Linked DNA regions of Homo sapiens: region 1 is linked to region 2. Evidence: chromatin contacts called from ENCODE Hi-C or POLR2A ChIA-PET data. All regions are on one chromosome and are shown on one strand. The core of a region is the stretch at or near the end of the contact, and the rest is flanking DNA. Distances in the headings are between cores, read along the strand shown. Region 1 holds the start of STIMATE (STIM activating enhancer). Region 2 holds the start of MAPKAPK3 (MAPK activated protein kinase 3).

Region 1 (2,816 bases), core at 103-2,602, 2.3 Mb after region 2:
CCCCACAAGACAAAGGCACACAGCTGCAAGATCCCTCCTGAGTACCCCAAAGCATACTTTCTGCAGGAACTCTCCACTCTGTCCACACAAGCACAGTGGGGAAGTTTTGAGAACAAGTCATTTTTGGAATTAATGACTCTGCACAGATAGTTATAACCTTTCCTTCCCCCTAAAACGCAGTCACAAGGGCACTCCTAGGCTTACATGTCGAGCAAAACTTCTTGTTACTTTAATAAGGGAAGGATGCACACGATGAAAAACAGAAGCCCCCCCCCACCCCCCATCAGCACACATGAGAACAGGGTGGGGGCTTCCTTCTCTATTCAGCCACTAAGGTGCCCAAGTTTAATGGAAAAGGAAACTTAAAATATAAAGAATAAAAGTGGAAAGGGAACAGCCAGGGGAAGCTATAGATGCGGCTTATTAGGAAAGCTTGGGACAGAGATGGAACAGGTGGGCCTGTTCCGGAAGAAACGAGAGGAAGGGGATCTGGGGAAGAAGGCAGACTGGGTGGGTCCTACCCTGACAAAAGGGAAACTAAAGCTGAGGAAGAAGGGCCACGGAGAGGGAGGCGGGTACTGGGAAACGGAAGGCATGGCCCTAACACTCCAGGTGTTGAGAGGGATGCAAAGTAGCAGGATTTAAATGTGAACGGAGAAGGCAGATCCTTGAAGAGTGAAGGGGCAGAAAAGAGCTCAGCATCGCACTGGGGATTGAGGGATGTGGGTTCTAAGCACGAAGAGCCCCTGAGAAGGGGCGGACAAGGGGATGTCACCCTTGGGGGTCATGATTCCAGGCTGGGAAGTGGGGTAACAATTCGAGATGGTAAGGTGGGAGGTAGGCGAGTTTTAGACTGGCGTCTCAAAAGACAGACGTTTAAGGTGGAAAGGGGAAGGGTCACTCCTGTCTGGAGGCCACAGCGAGTAGGTGAGGGGCTCGGGCTACCCCTAGTGCAGGAATACCCAGCCTGGGTTTGCGGGGGAGGAGCAATTCGGGTCCCAAGGCCTGAACTCTCCGCGCAGGAGGGGCCCCCAGGGGGGCCGGGCCGCGGCTGCCGCGCAGGGCCTCCGGAGGGTCGGGGGGTCCCAGACTCACGCATTAACGTGCTGAAGGCCACGACGCCGAGCAGCCCCTGCAGGAAGATGCCGAAGCTGTGCATGAGCGCGCCGCTCTCGCAGCGGCCCGCCCCGGACGCGACTGTGGAGGGCGGCCCGCCTGGCAGTCCCCGGCTCGCGTTCCCGGCGGGGCCCTGCATGACAGGCCTCGCGGGAGGGGCGCGAGGGCCCAGGGCCCGCCCGGCCTCGCTGCCTGCCGGCGCAGCGCCGCCAAACCCGCAGCCGGGATCCCAAGCCTGAGCCGGTACCTCCGCCCGGCCGCCGACTCCGCGCCGCGCGTAACCCGACGTCTGAGATCGCAGTGCCTGATTGGCGCAGCCAAGGTTGGGGCGGGCCTCGGCCGCGGCAGCTCTCCCCACCCGCCCCCGAGGGGCGGGGCTCCGGCCGGGCCACGGGGCGGGGTCGCGGGTCCCGCTCCCCTCTCCAACCCCGCCACGCCCGCAGGTAGACAGGCCAGGTGAGCCGGCCACCGCAGACCGGAATGAGAGCCTGGGAATCACGAGCTCCAGGTCCGGAGGTAGGAGCTGGGACGGCCTGTGGTCAAATTATTTTTCCCTCTAAGGAAAATCCCTATATCCTGGAGAAATTATCATCATTCCTGAATTCCACCCTCAGAGATCGTGATTCAGTAGTTCTGGGGTGGGTCCCAATAGTTTGCAGCCTGGATTATTCTGAAGCAAGTGAATAAGGAAAACAATCTGAGACTGAGTACAGGAGTCTTCCCTCCAACCCAGACATTTGAGTCTTTTTCCTACTTCCCTAGCTAAAGGCTTATCAAGGCCCCAAGTCTATTTTCTTTTTTCATAGACATAATTTAAATGGTCACCTGAATCCAATCACTTTCATTTGGAAATATACCAGGTTTCACACTGAAAACCTGACGTGCACATGTCCCACCTTATTCACTTGGGGAGCACAACTACCTTTAGAGTGTAAAAGACAAATGGTTGGTATTTTCCAGGCTCCAACATCCCCCTGCACACACACACTCCCATCTAACCCTTTCCAACTTCTCAGAACCTGTGCTCTGCCTTTAACAAGACCCTGAGTCCCCATTCTCTCACCCATTCTCCCAGCCCAATCTGGGCTCTCTCTGGATACCTTCTTGTTGGTGCTCTAGAGCCGCTGACCTTCCTGCTGCAGAATGTCAGTGAACACATGGTGTAAGTCCAGTTGACACTCACCCATTCTCCCAGCCCAATCTGGGCTCTCTCTGGATACCTTCTTGTTGGTGCTCTAGAGCCGCTGACCTTCCTGCTGCAGAATGTCAGTGAACACATGGTGTAAGTCCAGTTGACACTCACCCATTCTCCCAGCCCAATCTGGGCTCTCTCTGGATACCTTCTTGTTGGTGCTCTAGAGCCGCTGACCTTCCTGCTGCAGAATGTCAGTGAACATATGGTGTAAGTCCAGTTGATACTGAGCTACGTGTTTTCAACGGTAAATATCATCTCTAGGAAAAAGTTTCCTATTAAATAGCCCCCCAAATTCCAATTACCTAAGAGGGTTATATGCTAGCTAAAAGCTTTCTTGGTGAACAGGAATATTAACCTGATTAGAGAATAAAAATGCAATTCTCCAGCCTTCTCTTACATTTTCACACCTCTGTGCCTTTATGTAGCATTCTAGCTGCATGGATGCCATTCCCTTTTCCCTGCTCCATGAACTGCTCCTCATGTGTCAAAGCCTTTCTGACCTCCC
Region 2 (2,794 bases), core at 240-2,739:
TGTAAGGTCAGGGGGTTGCAGGGAGAGCACATTCCCAGCATCTGGTCTGCAAGAAGTGTTCACTATGGCCAGCTGAGGCTATTGTCTGGAGCCTCCTGCTTCACTGAACACTGCTAGCTTGAAGGTTGCCTGAAAGAAATAGGGGCAGAGCCCCAACCCCATCTCCACTCAACATCTGCACACAGTGGGTACCCACTAATAAGTTGTAGCACCCTTTCAGTCACTCATTCACTCATTCATTGACAGAAGATCATCTTTCCAAGAGCTACTTCTCTGATGAGCCTGCACATGCAGCCCAGGGGTCCGTGAGTGTGCGTGTGTTAACCAGAGGGGCTGAGGGGGAGGCGCTCACTGGGCCTAAATTCCGGAGCCAAGAGTAGGATGGCTGGAAGACGCCTCTGAGTGGAACCGAGGTCCTGGTACCTGCAGTCCTGTAGATGGCCTGTAGATGACAGCAGAGGCCCATGCAGAGCCCCTGCGCTGAGCCGCACCTTCCCAGTTCCAAGTGAGCCAGCTCGCTCAGGTCCCTCAGCTTCCGGATTGGGGGAGTGATGTGATGTGCGCAAGTAGTTCAGATCTGTCCCAGAAGACAGCCACAGCCACCCTCCCTATGGCTCTAGACAAGTTGTTTTCTCCCCAGGGGTCCCAGTTTCCTCATCTGTGAAATGAGAGTTGCTTAACAGCCGGTGTTGGGAAAACTGGCTCAAAATACGTAAGGTAGTCTAAGATGGGCTTAACAGAGACTTATATGTGCAAGGCAAAACTAGAAAGCTAATGGAGAATATCTGTCACTCGGATGGGAGACAGAGACTTTTTAAACACGACGCCAAAAGCCCAAACCATAAGGTGAAATGTTGGCGGATCTGATCAAATGGCAACTCGGGATTTCTGGTCCCCAGGATGCTGTATATACCAAAGGGAAGCAGCGAGTCAAGGGCATAAGCGGGAGCTGCAAAAAGGGGGCAGTCGCCAGTGCTGGAGACTCCCAGAGCCACCAGAGACTAAAGAGTGGCGAATTCAACAACGACAAGATGCCACCTCCCTCGGCATGTTTAAAAAGTTGAGTACGCTGAGGGTTGGCCAACACTAGGCAAGTCGGAAGCCTAGCAAGCCATACTGGAGGGCCACCTGGCAGCGTGCAGAGCAAACACCCGACTCAAGGAGAGCTTTCAAGAGAAATAAGACGTCCTGCGCTGTCACGTTCTAGGTTGCGAGTAAAACCCGGGACCCGCACAGTAGCGGACTGCCAGTACAGGGGCCTCCCTGGGTGTCCCTGGAAACCGAGGAAGTAACCGCCCCCTCGGGAAGCCACGCCTCCTATTTTGTTCCGGCTCGGGGGCGGGACCCAGCCGGGGCCCGCCTGGCCCTTTAAGGCTGACCTAGCGGGGCCCCAAGTTGGGATGACGCGCAGGGAGCGGGGGGTGGAGTGGGGGAGTGGGGGAGGGGGGGGTGGGGAGGGGGGGGAGGTCACGTGGGCGCCGGCAGCGCGACTCTCGGCCCTGGGATTTCTGCGGCCGCCAGCTCCCGCGACCGCCTCTCCTGCCCCTCGCCGGTACCTCAGCAAGGTGCGTTGCCGCCAGGTACGCCCTCGCTGGGCCCCCTCTGCGGCCTCCTCCGGGGACCTCGCGGCCATTAGGCGCCCGGCCCCTTCCCTTCTTGACACGTGCCCGGGCGGTGCTCGCTTGTACCCCGCCGCGCGACCACCGCCCCTTGCTGCACGTCTGTACTCTCAGGCCGTTCGTCCCGCACTCCCAGCTTGCCCCGGGCTCGCAGCCCAGCCCAGTTCAGAGGCTCCAAGGCTGGGGTGTGTTGGAAAAGTCTGGGCGGGACTCACTCTTCCCCTTTCCCCCAGGTGCCACTAGAAGCGCCAGGCTGGGGCCGCCTCTGAGCGCCCCGCGGGGGCCATGGATGGTGAAACAGCAGAGGAGCAGGGGGGCCCTGTGCCCCCGCCAGTTGCACCCGGCGGACCCGGCTTGGGCGGTGCTCCGGGGGGGCGGCGGGAGCCCAAGAAGTACGCAGTGACCGACGACTACCAGTTGTCCAAGCAGGTGCTGGGCCTGGGTGTGAACGGCAAAGTGCTGGAGTGCTTCCATCGGCGCACTGGACAGAAGTGTGCCCTGAAGGTCAGTGAGCCCTCACTGAGGCCTGGGGTATCCTGGAGGGTCCACAGCGGAAGCCTGTGAGTGAAGCTATGTCTAGCGCCCCTGCTAAGCTTCCTATGCTCAGCAACATGTTTCATCGTCATACTGTCCTGTAAGGTCAGGCTTGTGGTCCTCCCTACTTCACAGATGGGGAAACTGAGGCGTAGCCTAGCTAAGCTTTGAGTGTCCCAGTGAGCAAGGGGTGGAGTCACTATGGCTAGAGATGCTGTATCCGGAAGCAGGGAAGGGGTGACTCCTGACTCTGGGATTCTGGCTGGACCCATGTGTTCAGGCCCAAAGGGGATCTCTTGTTCAGCTTGGCTGCCCCTTCCATGTGAAGCTCCTCTGACTGGAATGGATCTGTTTCCCTTTGCTGGAAGCTGAGACCCCACCAAGGCTTGGGTGGGACTGCTTCTTCCCTGTGGCCCCTGCCTGTCTGGGCTGGAGTGGTGTGAGCCTCCCAGGGCTGGCCAGAGGACAAGGCTGATGCCCACTGCACCTGTGGAGCCTCAGGAGGCTGCTGATAGACTCCTGACGAGTCGCTGGTCCCGTGTTGAAAGGGACAGGCCCTGGGCCAACCCACCCCTGGTTCCTGGGCAGAGGGCGGGCCAGCCATCTAGCCACCTCAGACTATAGGCTCCCTGGAGACCTGG

What was found. A loop is a pair of places that touch in the nucleus more often than their neighbours do. ChIA-PET counts read pairs that join two places held with the same protein, here RNA polymerase II (POLR2A). Pooled maps may share reads with other maps.
Region 1: a loop to region 2 is called in a map of naive thymus-derived CD4-positive, alpha-beta T cell, with 19 times the contacts of the local background. The contact joins the promoter of STIMATE here to the promoter of MAPKAPK3 in region 2. A Hi-C loop is called at or near these places in 1 of 168 maps with a recorded cell type or tissue (naive thymus-derived CD4-positive, alpha-beta T cell) and 4 of 50 pooled maps. POLR2A ChIA-PET finds 5 or more read pairs at or near these places in 1 of 52 experiments (activated CD4-positive, alpha-beta T cell).

The regions. Positions count from the first base shown.
Region 1 is chr3:52,896,196-52,899,011 of GRCh38, forward strand. STIMATE (STIM activating enhancer) reads right to left here and starts at 1,353. Exons shown (of 8, transcript NM_198563.5): 1 at 1,096-1,353. The coding sequence starts at 1,255. STIMATE-MUSTN1 (STIMATE-MUSTN1 readthrough) reads right to left here and starts at 1,353. Exons shown (of 10, transcript NM_001198974.3): 1 at 1,096-1,353. The coding sequence starts at 1,255. RefSeq lists a silencer at 906-1,615.
Region 2 is chr3:50,615,662-50,618,455 of GRCh38, forward strand. It overlaps MAPKAPK3 (MAPK activated protein kinase 3), which reads left to right and starts at 1,490. Exons shown (of 11, transcript NM_001243925.2): 1 at 1,490-1,580; 2 at 1,853-2,123. The coding sequence starts at 1,905. RefSeq lists enhancers at 253-342, 1,210-2,163, 2,164-2,794 and silencers at 1,434-1,483, 1,494-1,543, 1,794-1,943.